Linked DNA regions of Homo sapiens: region 2 is linked to region 1. The links are chromatin loops, found by intact Hi-C in ENCODE. Cell type or tissue: natural killer cell. All regions are shown on one strand. Links, peaks and the distances in the headings refer to the core of each region. The heading gives the core; the rest is flanking DNA.

Region 1 (5,380 bases), core at 249-5,248:
TGGCAACCACCTTTCTACTTTCTGTTTCTATGATTTTTGACCACTTTAGATACTTCAAATGAGTGGAATCATACAGTATTTGTCCTTTAGTGACTGGCTTATTTCACTTAGCATAATATTCTCAAGTTTCGTCCATAGTGTAGTGACAACAGGATTTTCTACTATTTTTTTTTTTTTTTGAGACAGAGTCTCACTCTATCACCCATGCTGGAGTGGAGTTGCGATTCTCCTGCCTCAGCCTCCCGAGTTGCTGGGACTACAGGTGCACGCCACCGCGCCCAGCTAATTTTTTTTTTGTATTTTTTGTGGAGATGAGGTTTCGCCGTGTTGACCAGGCTGCTCTCAAACTCCTGACCTCAGGCCATCCACCTGCCTTGGCCTCCCAAAGTGCTGGGATTACAGGCATGAGTCACCGTGCCCGGCTGGATTTTTTACTTTTTAAAGGCTACATAACATTCCACTGTATGTGTACCACATTTTCTTTAGCCATTGATCTGTTGATGGACATTTGGGTTGCTTCCACCTCTTGCATATTTTGAATAATGCTGCAATGGACAAATGGATATGTAAATATCACTTTGAGATCCTGCTTTGACGTTTTTTGGATACATACCCAGAAGTGGGGTTTGCTGGGTCATGTGGTAATTCTATTTTCAATTTTTGGAGAAACCTCTATACTGTTTTCCGTAATGGCTGCAGCATTTTACATTCCCACCAGCAGTGCACAAGGGTTCCAATTTTTCCACACCCTTGCCAACACTTGTTATTTTCTGTTCTTTTGATGATGGCGCTTCTTGTGGGTATGCAGTGATATCTCATTGTGATTTTGACTTGCATTTCTTTTATGATTAGTGATGTTGATTATCTTTTTGTATGCTTGTTGGCCACCTCAGGTTTCTTATTCTTTCTTTTTACACAGTGTATCCTTTTCTATTCTTTTACTTTCAACCTATTTATGTTTTTGCAGTTAAGAGTCATCTTTTGTGGATAATATACAACCAGGTCTTGTTTTTGGTTTGTTTTAAATCCAGTCTGACAATCTCTGTCTTTTTATTAGCATGTTTAGTGTATTTATGTTTAATATAGTCCTTTTATTTATTTATTTTGAAGACAGAGTCTTGCTCTATCCCCCAGGTGGGAGTGCAGTGGCATGATCTTGGCTCACTGCAACCTCCCCCTCCTGGGTTCAAGTGGTTCTCCTGCCTCAGCCTCTCGAGCATCTGGGATTACAGGTGTGTGCCACCACGCCCGGCTACTTTTTGTATTTTTAGTGGAGATGATGTTTCACCATGTTGGCCAGGCTGGTCTCGAACTCCTGGCCTCAAGTGATCCACGTGCCTTGGCCTCCCAAAGTGTTAGGATTACAGGCATGAGCCACTGTGCCTGGCCTAATTTTTTGTATTTTTGGTAGAGACGGGTTTTCACCATGTTGGCCAGGCTGGTTTTGAACTCCTGAGCTCAATCGATCCACCCACCCCGGCCTCCCAAAGTGCTGGGATTACAGGTCACCACACCTGGCTATATTTAATATAGTTATTGATGTTAAGCTGCGACATATTTGAGGGATCAGAGGGTAGATTCTGGTAGGCAGCTTAATGGCTACCTGAGGATGTCCACGTCCTATTCCCTGGCACCTATGAATACGTTACCTTACATGGCAAAAGAGATTTTGCAGATGTGATTAAGGTTACTGACTTAAAATGGGGAAGATTATCCTATCCTGGATAATCTAGGTGGGCCCAATCTAATCACACAAATCCTTAAAAGGGGAGAACTTTTCCAGGCTGGGTCAGAGAGATGAGATGGGAGGAAGAGGACAGATTTGAAGTGTGAGAGGAACTTGACTGATAGTTCCCGGCTTTGGTTTTGAAGATGGAGGAAGGAGGTCCCAAGCCAAGGAATGCAGCATGGGCCTCTAGAAGCTGGAATGACCCTCACCTCACGGCCAGCAAGAAATCAGGGAACTCAGTCTTACCCGAGTGAGCAGGAAATCGATTCTCCTCTGCAGCCTCTATAGAGAACACAGCCTGTCAACACCCTGATTTTGGCCCAATGAGCCCTGTACCTCCAGAAGTGTAACGTAATAAATTTGTGTTGTTTTAAGCTATTAAGCTGTGGTTAATTTGTTATGGCGCCAAGAGAAAACTAACATGACACATACTTCTCTATATATTCTTCCCTTCTAGAATTACCTCTTCCCAATTTTCCTTTTTTTTTTTTTTTTTTTTAGACAAGGTCTCCCTCTGTCACCCAGGCTGGAGTGCAGTGGCACTATCTTGGCTCACTGCAGCCTCCACCTCCTGGGTTCCAGCAATTCTCATGCCTCAGCCTCCCGAGTAGCTGGGATTACAGGTATCTGCCACCATGCCCAGCTAATTTTTTGTGTTTTTAGTAGACAGGATTTCGCCATGTTGGCCAGGCTGGTCTCGAACTCCCGGCCTCAGGTGATCTGCCCACCTCGGCCTCCCAAAGTGCTGGGATTACAAGTGTGAGCCACCACTCCTGGCCCCAATTTTCCAATTCTACTAGTCTCAAACTCTGTTTTCTGTCCACTTCAAGTCAATCAAGCGATGGCTCTCTGCAGCTGGAGCTGCTCACTGATTGGGGGTTGCCCTCATGTCAAAAGCCATAAACTCACAAATCCCAACAATTTTCATTCATTTTTCAAGGGTGGTTTTCCTACAGTTTCTGCCTTCTTTTGATCAATCTCTAATACCTTCACACATTATTTTAAAAATGCTTTGCTCAGATTGTATAATTTTTATTTTATTTTATTTATTTTTTTTGAGACAGAGTCTTACTCTGTCGCCCAGGTGGTGCACCACCTCGCCCACCTAATTTTTTTCTCTTGTTTGGTATTTCTAGTAGAGACGGGGTTTCACCATGTTGACCAGACTAGTCTCAAACTCTTGACCTTAAGTGATTCGCCTGCCTTGGCCTTCCTAAGTGCTGGGATTACAGGAGTAAGCCACGGAGCCCAGCCAGATTGTATAACTTTTATCTGCAAGAAGATTAGTCCACCGTTACCAAAAGCTGGAACCTCATTATACTCTTCTGCCTACTTTCACGTTTGCAATTTTCCATAATTTAAAAAGAGAAAAAAAATTTTAAACGCTCTAGTGGGATGTTTTAATTTTACTTATTCTCATTAATCTGAAGCCTAAAAATGAGTTGCTATCTCTTAATGTGACAGTTGAAATAAAAGAAACGGAATAAAAGGGGGAGTTTTCGAAGCCTTTGATGGGGGAGGAAAGACCCCAAGCTTCTCTCCTTAGAGGGAAGGAATCCTTACTTACAGGTTAGTTCCACCACGTGCAGTTCCTCACAGTGACCAGCAGGGGGAAAAAGTAGTTTTGCGTTTCCGATGGATCCCTGCGCCCCGCTGCCAATTCCCCAAGCAAAGGGAAGCGAGGGGAGAGCGCGGAGCCCCCGATTAGCGTTCGGAGGAACTGGCCTAGAGGGGCCACTCGGAGCGCAAAGGCCCCGCGAAATAGAATATCTATACGCCCAGCAACCCTCCCTTTCGAGGCGCACGGAATAAGTTGGCTGGAACTCTCCGCTGACCGCTCCGCCTGGGACTCAGGGTTGCAGCCGCACAGAGCTTCCTCCGGGGCGCCCAGGGCGGCGCGAGCAGGAGGGGGACCCAGTGTGGCCGCGCCCGGGAACTCGGGGGACCAGGTGAGGCTGCGCCCGGGTCCCAGTGGGATCCAGATGAGCGTACGCCCAAGCCCGCGGGGGACCAGGTGAGCCCGCGCCCGGGTCTGAGTGGGATCCAGGTGAGCCAGCGTCCAGCGTCTCCAGGGTCTGGGGCAGGGTCGTCGGGCTTAGGACTCAAGCAGTCAGCGGGCAGAATGGGTTGGCGTGGAGAGCCAGACGCGCTCAGGATCCAGGCGATGGGCCTGGGCATAGCCGTGTCTGCAAGGGCTGTCGTCAGGGGATCGTCGAGAGGACCTGCTTCTACCTAGTGGATTCACAGTACTACCCATAAAAATAAACCCTGCTAATGAGACGGTGTGTGGGAAGGGGGTGGGAGCATGGTCATTTTATTAGAGCTGAGCATTAATAATTTCCTTGAGGACCTTGGGCAAACTCTTTGTTTTGAAGCCAGTGGAGGCCTGGGTCAGTGTCCCTGAGTTCTGAGTTAACTGCGTGGACAAATGATGAGAAACAGCCATCACTTTAGGGATGTTTTAAGAGAAAGTCGGTGTGTGCTGAAACAGTGAGTTAGAGAGACTGGGAACAGAAAGCAAAGACCAGAAAGACAAGAAGCAAACATATGGGAAGTCAAAAAAGGAAATTGCCTGGAAATAAAGCCAGATGGGTCTGGCAGGAGTGCTGTCTTGGTTGACATCTGTGGGACATGACCCTGGACAGATCACTGGAGTCAGAGGAGGTCATTAATTAAGAATCCGCTGGTTATCCTTGGTGTTTTAAGGTTACCACGGTAGAAATAGAAACGTGTGCAGCACATAGTCAACAAGTTTTGGCAAATGACCAAATAAGATACAAACATTTAATTGGATTAGGAGATCAGTTGCAAAGTGTTGTGTTTCTATGCCATGATGAACATTCAGAGTGGAATCTCTAGAAAAATGCTTTGTGTAAATGATTAGACTGTAGGGCTAAGGTGTTGCAAAACAGTACAGTAAGTTATTTACTCTTTTTTTTTTTTGAGACGGAGCCTCACTCTGTTGCCCAGGCTGGAGGGTAGTGGCTTGATCTCGGCTCACTGCAACCTCCGCCTCCCGGGTTCAAGCAGTAAATTATTTACTTTTAGTCTCAATAATACTGTGTGTATCAGTAATAATCTAATTACATTTATTTCAAGAAGGTGTCCATTTGTTTTAGACAGGTAATTACTAGTTTAAAATAGATGGGAATATAAAACATTCCGATAATTTGAAATATAGGCTAAAGTCAAGTAAAACATTTGCAAAACCATACATGAAAATGGTAAAATAAGAGCAGACCAAGTTCAGCTAGTTTTCAAAAAAATATAGAATGCCACTCTTTCCCCTGTTCTTGTACTTGAGGGTTGAGGAGCTGTTTGTTGTTGCAGGCTCACACCTGTGTGTCCGAGTCAGGCCTGCAAAACCTGTGTGTCCCACTTCTCAATTTACCCAGTTCTGGGGTCCTTCTCTGCACACCTGTGAAAAGACATCTTATTCTTGTGGTTTAAAACTTGCCGGCCGGGCGCGGTGGCTTATGCCTGTAATCCCAGCGCTTTGGGAGCCCGAGGCGGGTGGATCACGAGGTCAAGAGATTGAGACCATCCTGGCCAACATGGTGAAACCCCGTCTCTACTAAAAATACAAAAATTAACTGGGCGTGGTGGCACATACCTGTAATCCCATCTACTTGGGAGGCTGAGGTAGGAGAA
Region 2 (5,380 bases), core at 123-5,122, 360 kb after region 1:
AGACACATTCATTAACTCTTCTCAAACTCTGTTTTTTTCCATTGCTGTTAATGGTGACACCCCTTACAAATCAAGTGATTGACTTATTTTTCCTTCACCCATTGACGAGACCATCTGATTCCATTTCTAAAAATGCACCTGTATGCTCCTGCATACAAAGTCATGTGAAGTAGTGCATTAGCCTCATTTCCTACCTCTAGTCTTTTGAAATAGCAATCACTCACCTACATGTATGTTAAAGCTTAATTCTGATTATGTCAATCAATGCCCTCGTCAAAATCCTTCAACAGCTCCCTCCTGCATTCCAAAGAACATCCATACTCTTTTTGTTGGTATTCAAAGCCCCTCTCAATCTTTCCCAAACTATCCGAGCAAGGTAGTCTAGTTAAACAGTTAAGACCATAATCTGTGGAGCCAGACTGACACATTAAATGCACAGCCATGGGGACAGGTTTACCTGTCCAGCTTTACCACTTATCTTCTCAGTGCCATTTAATTTTGTTATAAAGAGCAAATGAATTAATATAAGTACAGCACTTAGAATTGTGCTTGGTATATGGCCAGAGATATTCTAAGTTGTGATTTATTTTGTTTTGCTTCCCCATCTCCAATTATCAATAGCCTACATTCACATCTGTCTGAACCAACTTACTATTACCACAGCATAGGGCAGGACCACAGCACAAGGACCAGCTGATAAGCTGCCAGTGTTGCATCCCCTTCTCAAAGCATTTCCAGTGAAAAGCTCCTGCCACAAAGGTCCTTTCTCTCCAGGAGTATGTATACATCTCATGCAATGAAATGCCCCAGAGGTTGCTCATCAAAGGATTTCCAGCCCTGTTCAAAGACTCTCAGTCTAAATTAACCACCCTTTTCTTCCCTCTACTTTCTCAATCCCCTCACAGGTTTCAGATCAGAGACCATGTTACCCTTATTTCCTATCCCCAGTGGCAGAGCTGTTTTAGTCATCTTTTGCCCCCAGTCTAAGTAAAAGTTGAAACTCTCACGGCTACTCTCCCTATATCAGTTCTGTTACTTGAGACAGTGTTCCCTTTGCATGGAAACACTTAAAATAATTAAAATTTATTCTGCAGTCCTAATACGAACACAATATGGACTTCAATCTCCAAAGCATCAGGCCTCTCCACTATGACAGTGCTGCCTTCCTACCTTTTTTTACAGTCCCTGCCACGCATGGGGACTTGTAAATGTTAGTAAAGTGTTTACTGATAACTCACTAATTCTTAGGAATGGACAAATGAGAGTTTCAATAGTCCCAGAAATTTCCTCCTACCCTTTAACCTGAAAGACAACAATAAATTATAAAACATAATGTGTAGATTCCAAAGGACAATCCAATAACTTAGTATGTGTCTCTACCAATGCAATGCAAATTCTACTCCTTTCTACAAATGAACTGATACTTTAAAAATATTCTTTTTTCAATGAGAAGTCATAACTTCCATGATGCTTAAACCTAAAGAACTGTCTTCAAATCACCTCCTGGTTCCCATAGAAGTTTGTCCTATACTCAAGGCTGTCAATCAAAAGATTAACATACTGGAAGCCAATACTTAGACATCTTTACAGAATCAAAATCAATCATATGTTCTCTAACATTAGAAGTCATAAATTACAACGAAGGATTTAAAGGAGTCTCATAACGATTTATAAGAATTTATAATTTGTAAAAATTTATAAGAATTCTAAACACTGAACAACAAATGGATCACTTGAAATCAGAGATGCACTCTCAACTCTCATCACCGCTGCTACATCTGCCCTCAAAACAATCCCAAACATCCCTCCCCATTAAGGACTAAAATGGGCTTCACATTGAAGGTGTCCCTACAAAAATCCATGGAAAACAGCAGAGAAGTTCAACTGAATGGCTAATCACTAGTCTATCATTTTAAAAAGAATCAAGCAGTAACACTCCAGGCAGTGCTAGTCAAAGTCTAGTTCCTAGATGGCAAACTGGCACTCACCTAGTCCATGAGGAGTAAGGAGAGAGGGTGAGAGCAAGCATTTAGAAACTTTGGTAGCAATTTGACAGATAAATGTTACATCTACTGAATCCAATAATTTTTGAAATGGAAATTATATATTGTGGTTTTTAATTTCATTTTTCTTGCAATTCATATTTTACACATATTAGGAAAACATCAGCCCATGAAAAGAAGAAATGTTACAAACTGATCCTTCGGGGATATTCAATTCCAGGAAGATGAAGCAGATGTATTTTCCCTATTCCTCCCACTAAGCACAACTGAAAACTCTGAACATTACATATAAAACAAACATGAGAAGATTCTTAACTGTGGAGAGAAGAAGGCTAGGGACCTCAGGCTGCAAGGAACAATAAAATGGTGAGTTCCCTGAGACTTATTTTTGCCTCATATATCCCAGCTTTCTGGAGTTGAAAATGGCAGCAATCTGAAACCTGGAAACATTAACAGAAGCAGAAGGGAAAAAAAGTCAAAAGACCAAGAAAGGGACATCCTACTGAGACAGAAAACTGATAGGAAAAAAACCACTCTACTCCAGACAAACATCACAGAAAAAAACTGTAGCCTTACCCCGACCCATGCCAACAAAGGTCAGGTGGGTAGCCTAGACTTCACGTACTCCCCGGGTTATAATAAGGCACCCACTTCCCACACACCAGGGTGGTGTTGAGAAGGCCAAGTAGGGAGCCCAAGCTTTCATTTACATCAGCTGGTAACAAGGCACCCTTCCACATACACCCTCTCCCCCGGATATCCTGGACCTCTACTCCCACCTGGTGGAAACAAGATACTGTACCTCTTGGGTCAAGAAAGGCCAAGTGGGGAGCCTGTACTTCTAATTTCCTCTAGTGATCACTAGACAGTGCCATGTGCCCTCCCCACCAACCTTCCCCCGCCAGGGTGGTATCAAAACAAAGCGAGCTAAAACAGAAGGCTTAAGTAAGATCCAGAATCTCATAGTATAATATAAAAACACCCAGGTTTTCATTTAAAAATCACTCATCATACCAAGAGCCAGGATGAACTCAAACTGAATGAAAAAGACATCAGGAGGCAGCAACACCAAGAAGAGAGATGTTAGAATTATCTGACAACAATTTTAAAGCAGCTGTGATAGACATGCTTCAATAATTACAAGCATGCTTGAAACAAATTAAGAATAAATAAACAAAAAGCCTCAACAAAGAAATACAAGATATGAAGAAAAACCTAAAGCAAATTTTAGAGCTGAAAAATACCAAAATAAAAAGACTCAGCAGCAGAAAGGGAGGGAAGGACACAGGAAAGGAACTGGAAGACAAGAGCCCAATATGAATAAGAGAGAAATGGACTAAAGAAAAATTGACAAAGCCTCAAAAACATGTGGAATCATAACAAAAGACTGAACATTCCAGTCATCAGAGTCTTGAAAGAAGAGGAGAAAGAGGGCAGGCTGAAAAAGTACTCAAAAAAGTAATGGTGAAAACTTCCTAAATTTGGCAAGTGACATAAACTTACAGATTTAGGAATCTGAGTGAACCCCAAGCAGTATAAACCCAAAGGAATCCACACCGAAATGTATCATAATAAAACTTTCGAAAACTAAAGACGAAGAAAAAATCCTGAGAACAGTGAGAGAAAAACGATTCCTTTCTACAGAGGAAAAATTATTAGAATGACAGTGGATTTCTCCTCAGAAACCATGGAAGCCAGAAGAAAGTGGTATAATTTTTTCAAGGGCTGAAAGAACTATCAACACAGAGTCCCATAACCAGAGAAAATAACTGGCCTTCTCTCTCCACAGTTGATAGAATGCCTTGACAAAAACAAGCAAAGACACAGAATTCAACAGCATCATCAACCAACAGGATGTAAGAGCAGAAAACACATTTCATTCAGGGGCCCACAGACAGACCATATTCTGGGCTGTAAAACAAACCTCAATAAATTTAAAAGAACTGAAATCAGAGTGTGCTCTCCAACCAAAATGGAATCAAACTAGAAACCGAAAACAGAAGATGAAAGGAAAATTTCCTAATACTTGGAATCTCAACAGCCCTCTTCAACATACCATGGCTCAAAGTGGAAGTCCCAAGATAAAATAAAAACAGACATTGAATTGAATGGAAATAAAAATAAAACAAAGGTGTGGAACACAGAGAAAACAGTGCTGAGAGGGAAACATTGCTAAATGCCCCCATGAATCTAAGTGCAAAATTCCTTAACAAAATATTAGTAAATGGAATTCAGCAACATATGTACAAAAAGTGTTATACTGTGACCAAGTTTCATGCCATGGATGTAAGGCTGGCTCAATATTTAAAAAATAAATCAATACAATGCACCATATTGACAGGCTAAAGAAGAAAAATCACATGATCAGATCAACTGATGAACAAAAAACACAATAAAATTCAACACTCACTCATGATAAAAACTCTCAGGAAGATAGGAACAGAGAGGAACTTCCCTAACTTGATAAACAGCATCCATGAAAATCCTATAGTTAACATTATACCTCATAGTTAAGGACTGAAGGAATGCTTTCCCCCAAGATCACAAAGACTGTCCTTTCTCACCCTTCTTATTCATCATAGTGCTGATATTTCAGCCAGTGCAACATGGCAAGAAAAGGCAAGAAAAAGTGTGCAGATTAAAAAGGAAAAGAATAAAATTGTTCCTCTTTGCAGGTAACATGGTAGTCTGCATAGAAAATCCCAAGGAATCTCCAGAAGAACTCCTAGAACTAATAAGTAGGTTCAGCAAGATTGTGGAATACAAAATCAACATATGAAAGTTAATTATATTTCTACATACTGGCAATGAGTACATGGACACCAAAATTAAAAATACCGTTACAATTACTAAAATATAAAAAGAAATATTTACTTACAAATGTAACAAAACAAATCCAATAAAAACTAACAAAACATATGTACAGGACTTGCATGATAAAACTACACAATGCTGATGAAAGAAATCAAGGATCTAAATAAATGGAGAGACAACCTGTGTTCACAGATTGAAAAATGCAACATACATACTAAAGACGTCGATCTTCTCCATACTGATACAGGTCTACTGCAATTTGTATCAAAAGCCCAGAAAGACCTTTTTTGTAGATATAAACAAGATTATTCTACAATTTATAAGGAAAAGCAAAGGAACTAGAACAGCTAAAATAACGGGGGAAAAAAAGTGTAGGAGGAATCAGTCTACCCCATGCCCATGCCCACCACTCCCAGCTCCAAATGCTTTTTTACAAAGATACAAAGGCAATTCAACGGAGGAATGACAGCCTTTTCAAGGAATGGTGCTGAAGTAACTGAACATCCATAGACACACGCATAAACACACACACAAACACACACACAATTTTGACCTAAATCTCA

The links. Peaks named below come from ENCODE experiments on the same cell type or tissue, not always from the same donor. Only the 100,000 strongest peaks of a DNase experiment are listed, where the experiment ranks them.
Region 2: a loop joins it to region 1, with 7 times the contacts of the local background. A loop is called at or near these places in 10 of 110 quality-filtered maps.

The regions. Positions count from the first base shown.
Region 1 is chr18:35,948,530-35,953,909 of GRCh38, reverse strand. LOC105372066 (a long non-coding RNA gene) reads left to right here. Exons shown (of 4, transcript NR_188032.1): 3 at 1,111-1,232; 4 at 1,873-2,107. Among named protein-coding and RNA genes, the nearest start is that of MIR3929, 17 kb to the right of the region's middle. In natural killer cell, for the core only: CTCF peaks have their summits at 3,104 and 3,304 (motif pointing right); a DNase peak (open chromatin) is centred at 3,349; H3K4me3 peaks cover 486 bases; H3K27me3 peaks cover 551 bases.
Region 2 is chr18:35,586,588-35,591,967 of GRCh38, reverse strand. All of the region lies in intron 1 of GALNT1 (polypeptide N-acetylgalactosaminyltransferase 1), which reads right to left. It overlaps MIR3975 (microRNA 3975), which reads right to left and starts at 231; the gene lies at 162-231. In natural killer cell, for the core only: no CTCF peak of the experiment used is centred there; a DNase peak (open chromatin) is centred at 2,777.